Regions from separate parts of the Homo sapiens genome. Here region 2 is linked to region 1. Evidence: chromatin contacts called from ENCODE Hi-C data. All regions are on one chromosome and are shown on one strand. The core of a region is the stretch at or near the end of the contact, and the rest is flanking DNA. Distances in the headings are between cores, read along the strand shown. Region 1 overlaps RBMS3 (RNA binding motif single stranded interacting protein 3). Region 2 overlaps RBMS3 (RNA binding motif single stranded interacting protein 3).

Region 1 (5,264 bases), core at 1,916-4,415:
CTTTGCAGAAAATTAGTGTCAGCAGCACATTATTCAGAAATCTTTATCTTTTAATCTACTATGCTAACTCTTATCATATCTGCCCCTGCCCTATTGCTTTAACTAGAGAGGTTTATTTTGTTCCCTTAGCTAATGACTCTATCTGGGTCAGACATCACATATGTGGCACCTGGGTGGAAGTGCTGAGTTCATTTTTGTCTTTTTGTTATTGTTATTAACATCACCTCATGTGTTTGGCATTCTGTGTTGGCTGTCGAACCAGATTCCTCTTCCTTTCCTGAAAGAAAACAGGGCCTAGCATAGGAACAGCTTCTATCTTTCTTTCCTTCCCTGTATATCTCTTTCTTTCCTTCCCTGTCTATCTCTTTCTTTTTTCCTTAACTGGGGAATCAGGAAACTTCTGATGAAAAATCAGTATCATAGTGTTGAGTAAATATTGTGAGTAGACAGGCATTTCCTTGCAGTTTTGAATAGAATCATACCCCTAATAAAGACATTCTGAAGGCTTATAATTCTCACAAAGTCCAGATGTTTCTACAAACAAGGCAAACATGGAGGTAAAATGTGGAATTTTTGAAAGACGTTTAGTTCCCATGTTGTCTTAGTCAAAAACAATGAAAATTTCATTTCCAGTTAACCATCAACTACCTTCAGTAGAAGACTAACATCTTCCTTGGGCAGTTTGCTTCATGGATAGTAAATGGAGGCAGAGAGCAGTTATTCTGCAGCACACAATGCCATGAATGCTCCCACATATGTAATAATGTATATGTAAAAGCATGGATTTGTGCAGTATTGATTTCTTCCTCAACGCTTACTACTTCCTGCCTCTTTGGTGTTGCAAGGTTTTGTCTGTTGCTTTAGTATTTAAATTGCCTCACTTAAGAAATGTGCCCATTATGTGTGGGGGAGAGGAAGGGTTCCATGAAAACGAATGCTCTGAAGTATTTGAAATTCTTCTATGAGCACCGAAGCACTGCAACTCACACTGCTGTGTTCACCAAAATCCTGGAAGCAACACGCTGTTTTGACTTGAAGAAGCAATACCAAAATTATGAAGTCATCTAACATCTTTCCAATTTTAACACAGACTCTAAATATGTGGCAATTCAGTATTTTATTTTTCGTTTATATCCCCTTTCTATACTACCACCGTTTAAACTAACAAAGTTGTTCTTTACAGTTTTAATATAGAATCCAGAGATGAGACATCCTGGATTTGTTATTTTTTCTCCTATTTCTTTTTATAACCCTATTTAAGCAAATTAACAACATCTGGGTTGATTAATGAACAAGCCACACATACTCATAGGCTCATCTGTATGTACATATTATGAATGACGCCTCTGATCAGGAAATCAAACAAGCAAATGAGAAAACCTGTTCACTTGTTCAATGGGTCAGGTGTAACTGTCAAAGAGCATGACTTGGGGAAATATACCCTTCATCTGTGCTCTGGCTTTTCAGGCCCCACAAGCAGCCTCTAGGGCAACAAGGTCATAGATGATGTATTCTGTTAAAATAACAATGCCTTTTATTTTAAGGACACTACTTATACTGGGAAGGTGATCTTTTCCAAGATAGCAATTACCAATGTGAATCCATAAATAAGTTAAAAAATTATGTTTTTTGATCATAAGAATTGACACTTGAGTGGAAATATTCCTCTGATTAGACTAGCTTGGTTTCTCTCGTCACTTGTCTATGTAGGAAGAATTACAATGCAGAGCTGTCCTTTTTGATTTTGCCTCTGATATTGAATGCAAATATTTTGGCTATCAGTCTTTCCTAATGCTACTTACCCCTTGAAGATGGGGAGAAAAGCTGAAGAAAGCTATTTCTGTAATCTTAATATTTCTTCCATGACACTTGTAAATTGATTTGCCAAGAAGGGTAAAAAAAATCAATGCAGATGGCTAGTTAAGTTTATTGTGGTTCAGACTCAAACTGTTGTATGTGGATGTACACTTGGGAGCCAAGGAATAGGGATATATTGTTAGTGTAAAATATCCAGTTCCATACTAACTTATGAACTCTTTTAGGTCATTCATCTTATTCAACTTCATTCCCTGGCACCTCACTTAGTACCTGGCAATGTGTTGTAGTAGCTAAGAAAATGTGCGATCTGGACTCTGACTATCCAGGTTCAAATTTTTGCTCTTCTACTTACTAACAATATGATCCTGGATCGTAAGTTTTCAGTGACCGTAAGTTTTCAGTGTCTTTAGCTGTAAAATGTGGGCAATACTATTATTTAACTCATAGAATTATTATAAAGATTGAAAAGGCAAAGTGTGAAGTACTCAGCCCATAGTGAGCAACCAGTATATGTTAACTATACGATAAGTATTTCTTTACTCACCAAATTTTGAAATAAACCATTACCTGAGGTGGTTGGTAATGGTGAAATTATAATGGAAGAGAGCTGGGCACAGTGGCTCATGCCTGTAATCCCAGCACTTTGGGAGGCCAAGCCAGGTAGATTGTTTTAGCCCAGGAGTTCAAGACCAGCTGGGGCAACATGGTGAAACAGCATATCTACAAAAAATACAAAAATTAGCCAGGCATGGTGAGATGTGCCCATAGTCTCAACTAATAGGGAGGCTGAGGTGGGAAGATCTCTTGAACCCGGGAGGTTGAGGCTGCTGTGAGCCGTGATCGCACCACTATACTCCAGCCTGGGCATCAGAGTGAGACTCTGTCTCAGGAAAAAACAAACAAACAAACAAATAAAACAATTATAGTGGAAGAGAATCTGAACATGAAGATGGAATTCTAACCTTGCTTAAGAAGTAAACATATACACCAATAATAATAATAATAATAAGAAGAAGAAGAAGAAGAAGAAGAAGAAGAATCCAGAAAGACTCCAGACATAGGAAATAACATCTGACATGATTTGAAAAAGAGTAGTGAAGTGAAATAGAGGCCCACAGCTCCTCTTTTCTGGTATAAAACTTTTTATTGAAACTACCTGTGTCGTAAAACAGGGAGAGAAGTTTTGCTACCGATAATGATAATTTGATGCCTTAACTGTATTAATATAGCAAGTGTGACTCAAGGATGTCTGGAGTCTAAATATAAAGGTCTGAGAAGAGACATGACTGTTTCAGAGGTTTAGAGTGGTAAAGCCAATAAGTGGTTTCCGGCCTTCCCAGGCCACTCCGCATAAAGCATCCTCACTCCCTGAGGGCCTCTGACATTCCTCAGTGTTGTGAGCGGGGAAGAGAGAAATGCTTTTTGGTTGGCTCAGATTACCTTGTTCTGGTTAAATGAAAAAGTATTAACATACGTTTCTTGTCACCACAATTCCAGCTGTCCAAGTCAGTGCTTTCGGAGCAGAGATGTATGATCTTATAACTCCTGAGGTTAAAAAAGAAATGTGTTGCCGAACAAACCTCCTCATCTTTGACACCCTGTTTCCTGCCTGTTGTGTGTGACAGGAAGGTAAAAAGGTAAAGACTAAACAGTAGATACTCTTCAGTGAGTGGTTAGTCCAGCATTACCTGATGGTGTTTAGTATTTGCCATTCTGAAAGATGATCAGAAAGCAAACCCCTTAAAGAGAAAAATTAACCAGTTTGTTTTGGCAGGCTATTCTGGAGCACATGCTAAAGTGACCACAGTTGTTTTTAATGCCCAGCAGACCTTCGCAACTAATCCTATTACCGCAGGACTCCCAGGACTGTCTGGTTAGCACTCCCCACAGATTTGTCCACTCCCATTTCTGACCCCACAACCAATCCCTTCCCTTGGGCCCTCTGGAACTCGGTCATACAGAAAATCTCCTTTATCCTCAAATTTTCCTGAATTTTTTGGTTTCACTGTTTTACTCAAATTCAAACTTGGATACCCCAGAAGACACTACTTCCTCTAAGCCACCTCAAACTGGGGGAGCATAACTGCTGGTGCCAGTGGGCCTTCTTTATTGTAGTTTCAGATCATTCTCATTCCATCTTCTGTGCAACCCCCCTCTATGAGTCTCGTGGGTCTTTGGACTATGTGACTCACTACCTCTCCTTACTTGATTCACTGTATCCCATACTGACCTTGCCATATTCTTGGAAATTTTTGCACCGTGGCCTCTCCATTCTTTGGCTTCTTCTCCTCCATTGATTTTATTCATATTTTGCCTCAGCCACACATGCAAAGGACATATCCTAGACTCTCTCATTACCAATTACTAAAAACCCTTCATAATTCCTATCTCAGGCATCTTACTTTTGGGTCGTTTGTTCCTATTTTAGCAGCTCAACACTTTGAGCATTCTGATACCAACACTTTCTTTAAATCTCATTATGAACTATGGCATCTATTATTTTTTCTTTGTTGCTCATTTTCCTCATGTCCCAGCATCTCTTTATACTCTGCTTAGATTTCGTGAAAAGCCATTATTTCATGAAAAACTGTTCCAAACTACCAATGTCTGTATCCTTATACCGTTGCTTATATAAACTCGCTTGTCCCTCTCTCTTCTTTCTTTAAATGACTCTGGTAAAATCCTAATTATGGTATATCCAATTGACTTTTGTTTTACCTGCATGTACACACCTGAACAGAGCTGGAGAAAAACACTCTATCCTGCTTAACAGTCTCATTTTAACAGCATGACCACTCGCTTACCTTAAGTGGGTTCTCGGTGCTGCCACGCAACCTATTATATTTTTCTAGTCTATTTATTCTCCCATTCCATAATGATGACTATTTTGTACATTTTCTCTCCTTTCTGCCTTTCAATATTTATTCCAGCTGTTAACTTTACTATTTCATTAAAAACAGAGAATCAATGGAAAGAGAACTTCAAAATGATCCCACTATAACACCTCCCAACCCTTCCATACTACCAACATGTATATCCTTATACTCTTCTTTCTTTCATGTTACTGTGGATGAATCATGAGGGTCCTTCGTAGCAAAGATCATCTCTTCTACTTGTGCACTGGATCACATACCTCTTCTGTATACAAAGCAGCAATTGTTGCTCTCCTGAAACATCAGTTATGTTTTTCCTTTTCAACTGAATTATTTCTACCAGCATACAGACATGCTGCAATGCTTCCCATCTTAAGAGAAAAAAAGCTCTTGGCTCCATTTCATTTTCAGTGACTGCCTAATCTCCACCCCATTTTAAAGCAAACTCAGTAAACGAGAAGTCTCTACTCACTGTTTCCACTTCCTTTCTTCCTGTTCTCTCCTAAAGCCACTTCAATCATGTTTTCATCTCCACTACTCGAGCAAAATGATTTTTGTCAACGTCATCAAAGA
Region 2 (5,271 bases), core at 1,272-3,771, 300 kb after region 1:
TTTTTTTTTCTTCAGCTTTTATTTTAAGTTAATGGGTACATGTGCAGCATGTGCAGGTTTGTTACGTAGGTAAATGTGTGCTCTGGTGGTTTGGATCACATATTATCCCATCACCCAAGTATTAAGCCCAGCATCCATTAGCTAGTCTTCCTTATGCTCTCCATCCCCCACACAATCCCCCCAGACAGGCCCCAGTGTGTATTGTTCCCCCTTCCATGTGTCCATGTGTTCAATCATTCAGCTCCCACTTGTAAGTGAGAACACACAGTGTTTGGTTTTCTGTTCCCGCGTTAGTTTGCTGAGGATAATGGCTTTCAACCCCATCCATGTCCCTGCAAAGGACATGATCTTCTTCCTTTTTATGGTTGCATAGTATTCCATGGTGTATATGTACCACATTTTCTTTATCCAGTCTATCATTGATGGGCATTTGGGTTGATTCCATGTCTTTGCTGTTGAGAATAGTGCTGCAATGAACACATGCATGCATGTATCTTTATAATAAAATGATTTATATTTCTTTGGGTATATACCCAGTAATGAAATTGCTGGGCAAATGGTACTTCTGCCTCTAGGTCTTTGAGGAACCACCATACTGTCTTCCACAATGGTTGAACTAAAATTTGCACTTCCACCAACAATTTAAAAGCATTCCTTTTTATCTACAACCTCACCAGCATCTGTCATTTTTTGACTTGTTAATAACAGCCATTCTGACTGGTGTGAGATAGCATCTCAATGGATCCACAACTTTCTTTGTGCTCACCAATCTTACGAAAGGATGGCTTGATGCAGGAAGGCAATTAGATGTTTGTTTGTTTGTTTGTTTTGAGTCGGAGTCTCGCTCTGATGCCAGGCTGGAGCGCAATGGTGCCATCTTGGCTCACTGTAACCTCCTACTCCCTGGTTCAAGTGGTTCTCTTGCCTCAGCCTCCTGAGTAGCTGGGATTACAGGCACACGCCACCATGTCCAGGTAATTTTTTGTTTGTTTGTTTGTTTTAGTAGAGACGGGTTTCACCATGTTGGCCAGGATGGTCTCCGTCTCCTGACCTCATGATCCGCCGGCCTTGGCCTCCCAAAGTGCGGGGATGACAGGCATGAACCACCATGCCCGGCTAGATGCTAGTTTTTAAACAAGCTCTGATTCATTGATAATGATTTTTGGCTGCTTGGGGTGCTGTGTTAGGAAGGATCCTGTCTATACTTAGTGGAAGAGTACCAAGATTTCTTACAGTTTTTGCCACAGGCAGGAGTTGAAACTGGAAAGCAAGGGAGTGGGTGGCATTCCTTTCCCATTGTAGGTTTGGGGAGCGAACTGCTGCACCTGGCAACTGAAAGGGCCAGAAGGGCACAGAGTACCACTCTATAACATTTCTATTCTGGTTCATTTTTGTGTCCTATTAAAACAGCTAATGTTTCTCTGCAACAGTGCTATTCACAAAAAGGCTGTCCAAGTAGGGTTTGGATACACAAAGTAGGAAAGAGAGAGAGAGAAGGAGATAGATTGGCAGAAACTAGCATATTCTATCATTCTAAGAATGCAAACGTGTCACCATTTGCCTTAAAGCTGATATACTCTAGGAATTACTCTTCCTATGCAAAGTGTACAATTCTAAGTGTTTAAGTATTTGGATCACTGTTACTGTGGGATAATAATGTCCAGTTCAACTTCACTGCTTTTCTCAGAGAGGCAAATAGATACTGGGTCAGTCAAGATTATTCTTAGTGTGTCGGGGGCAGAATGGTGGGGTGAAAAATCAAGCTTTGCTTTCATTTTTTACTACCCGGCTTCCTACATAACACTTCAGCAGATGTCAAGACCATTTGTTTGGTTCCTCATAGCCTCCATGTGATCTTTCTCTTCACTGCAGTGTTCCCCAGGTGTGAGTTGCTTTGCTCAAGATCATTTTCAATGACTCAATTTTCAAAGCAAATGTACACACAAGACAGTAGTATTTTCAAAAACACAGGTTATCACATTTTCCAAGGGGGATAGACAAGAGAAGGGAGGATGCCGAGAATAGAGTGTGAGTTTATTTCACATAGCAGGTCTCATAAAGATTGCATCCATAAATGTGCTGCCAAATTGAACAATAGCAGTGGGGAATAAAGGGGAGGAGGGAAGAGAGGACTCAGATGAAGGCAAAGAGAAAAAACAACTTTAGGAAAGTGTGAAGTTTAAGGAGACATGCCTATAACACTGGCTTTCTACCCAGTCTCATGCTAACTCCTGGCTAGAAATATATAGGGACACAGACACACACACACACAAACACACCACCTCCTTGAAGGAAGAAACATTTTATTTAATCAGGATTGCTAAGGAATGTTGCTGCTGATAAGGCGACAGAAAATATTTCTGGGAGTGCATTTTCGGAACTTGGGAACAGAGACAGTCTGTCTGAACCCAGCTCAACTTTTCTTTCTTATCACTTTTTAAAAGCATGTTATCTTTAAGAGCCAAATTAACTTTTCATGATATGGTTTCTCAGCAGCTGACACTTGGGCATTACAGGGCTGGACAGGAATGACTAAGCAGTTTTGTAAAATGACTATCCCCAGAGCTGCTGGCTTGCTGGTTTTGGTGTCAATCATATATTTAGGATCTTTTTTCCTGTCTAGATTTATGTAGCTCTTTAAGAATAGAATTGCTTGGTCCAGGAAAGGTGTGACTAGTATAATAAACAAAAGAAGCCACAGAGGATATTCTTGTGAGAAACCAATTAATTATTCACACCAATATGTTATAAGTACAGTTCATTTTCTCTTTTGACTATTGCATTACAAAGAATTTTCTCAATGCATTCAGGAGATATAATTAATAATACCCTAAACAGTAATTTTAATAGTTATGGTGTTGTACTGGGAGGCCTATCAACTAAAATTCAAAAATAAAATAAACACAGTCCCTACTTTTAGGAAGACAAGAGTCACTGTATTTAAATTTTTACTTTTGATGTCTTTATTATTTGTGGACACTCTGAAAAACATAAAATGTCATATTATAACAGACTTTAATGTTTTAAAATAAGTGGGATTTTCAAAAACACACAGTTCTGGAAAGGTGTATTTCTTTATGTACCTATCTATATGATAAGAAGTTTTACCACATGGCTGTATCATTTATGGAATCAATTAAAACCAACTGTGGTGGTAAAAAAATAACCTCTAGTGGACTTATTCAACTGTATATGGAATTTTATTTAGGGAGTTATGGAATGAATAGTTTTTTTCCCTGAAAGCATTGTTTTGTTAGTTTTCTGATTGTTTGATAGATAGACATAAAAATTTTCCTTATAAGTCCTTGGATATAATTTTACTTTTCACATATGATTGATCCCTTCTATTTATTTTGCCATCAGAAACCAATTTTTTAACATTGCATATTATCCAGAATTTGAATGTCACAAAATTCAAACAGGTAAAATGTAAGGTTTGTTATGTACACACACACACACACACACACACACACACACACACAGACACATACACTGAGCTAAAGAGGATGGTCTTTGTGTACAGAAAAGGATAACATTTTTTCCCTTTAGTATGTTTATTGATGAACACAAACAGAATTCTGTTTGGTTTATGTTGCATGTTTTATTGTTTCTTTTTTTAGATTTTAATTTTCCTGTTACTATGTGTGTATGTGTGTAAGTATAAGTTTTATATTTTTCAGGGGTAAAACAGTTTCCGGTAAACAATTTTTTTGTTTTGCTTTGTTTTGTTTTGTTTTGTTTTGAGACGGAGTCTTGCTCTGTCACCCAGGCGGGAGTGCAGTGGCGCGATCTCGGCTCACTGCAAGCTCCGCCTCCCGGGTTCACACCATTCTCCTGCCTCAGCCTCCCGAGTAGCTGGGACTACAGGCGCCCGCCACCACGCCCAGCTAATTTTTTTTTGTATTTTTAGTAGAGATGGGGTTTCACCATGTTAGCCAGGATGGTCTCCATCTCCTGACCTCGTGATCCGCCCGCCTCGACCTCCCAAAGTGCTGGCATTACAGGCGCGAGCTGCAGCGCCCAGCCCGGTAAACATTTTTTTTATAGAGGGAGTTTTAATACGTTCTGTATTAGTTTCTCTGTTTTTTCATTTGTATATTTGATGTGATACTCAAGTTGCTATTTAAGCTCTATTCTACCTTTTTTTGTCCCATGGGAGTCCATTCCATCCTCTAAAAAAGGGAAGAACATCAGTTCTTTAGCCATTACTTGGTGCAAAACAAGTTCCGGTTTCCTCCTTCCCTCAGGTGTGGATAAGAGCAGAAAAGTAGATACACAAAGAGGTATATACTTATTAGAAAGAAATCACTTGCTTAAACAATAGGCAGGAACTGTGCGACTCGACCTGGAACAAATAGGCATAAATAAGCAGGAAAATGTAATATTTGTTTGAGAGCTTGAAATGCAGTCTTTTAGGACATATCTAGGACATCCCTGCATCATCACTTTGGTAAGAACTTCAGTACCTTGCCTGCCAGTCATTTATATGCACGTTCCGTCACAGTTAGTCCCACCTCTCCCCACACCTTCTGCACCACTGCTGCCACCACCATCACTGTGCCTGGCAGCTGGGTGAATCAGGAAGACTTCTAACGTTAGTTTTCCCATATTTACCAACAAGTCTTCCAAAGTGGGCCCAAATTAAAGTTGTGTAACAACATCGCTTTCCCTCTCTGGATCTTCATTACTGGAGATGGAGGCAAGCACTTTACTATGGTAAGCACTTTTGACCTTAGACAGGTGGCCTAAAAGGTGGGTACCAACTAGCCTTTAGGACATATTCAGGAGGGCTTCTATACCAAGACTCTCTGGCCAACGTAGGCTAACAGTTCTTTTCCCTTGAGTTTTCATTTGCTTCATCTTAACCATATCTCTATTACTCTAATCAGTACATTCTAATAAAATTACTTGTATGTCTCTCAGTAAAAATATGGTCTTCTTGAGTCCCCCCATTTCAAAATTATTTTATTAGATCTTTTTAGGCTTACTGTGTCTCTGAAGGGCTTGGTGTATATTCATTGTTTGATAGCATATCATGGACAGTTCTGATATTTTAAACAAAAAATAGGCCGGGCATGGTGGCTCATGCCTGTAATTCCAACATTTTGGGGAAGATGAAATAGGAGAATTGCTTGAGGCCAGGAGTTTAAGACCAGCCTGGGTATCATAAGAGACCCCATCTCTGTAAAAAATAAAATTAAAAAGCCAGATGTGATTGCATGCCCCACTAGTCCCAGCTACTAGAGACGCTGAAGCCAGAGGGTTGCTTGA

What was found. A loop is a pair of places that touch in the nucleus more often than their neighbours do. Pooled maps may share reads with other maps.
Region 2: a loop to region 1 is called in a pooled map of posterior vena cava, with 4 times the contacts of the local background. The contact joins two enhancer-like sites. A Hi-C loop is called at or near these places in 1 of 168 maps with a recorded cell type or tissue (chondrocyte), 1 of 37 single-sample maps with no recorded cell type and 5 of 50 pooled maps.

The regions. Positions count from the first base shown.
Region 1 is chr3:29,381,611-29,386,874 of GRCh38, forward strand. All of the region lies in intron 1 of RBMS3 (RNA binding motif single stranded interacting protein 3), which reads left to right. Among named protein-coding and RNA genes, the nearest start is that of RBMS3, 100 kb to the left of the region's middle. Within about 2 kb of position 3,166, at least 4 of the 41 ENCODE cell types and tissues checked have a DNase peak (open chromatin) inside an H3K27ac peak, as active enhancers do.
Region 2 is chr3:29,681,335-29,686,605 of GRCh38, forward strand. The region is part of intron 4 of RBMS3 (RNA binding motif single stranded interacting protein 3); the gene reads left to right. Among named protein-coding and RNA genes, the nearest start is that of RBMS3-AS2, 41 kb to the left of the region's middle. Within about 2 kb of position 2,522, at least 3 of the 41 ENCODE cell types and tissues checked have a DNase peak (open chromatin) inside an H3K27ac peak, as active enhancers do.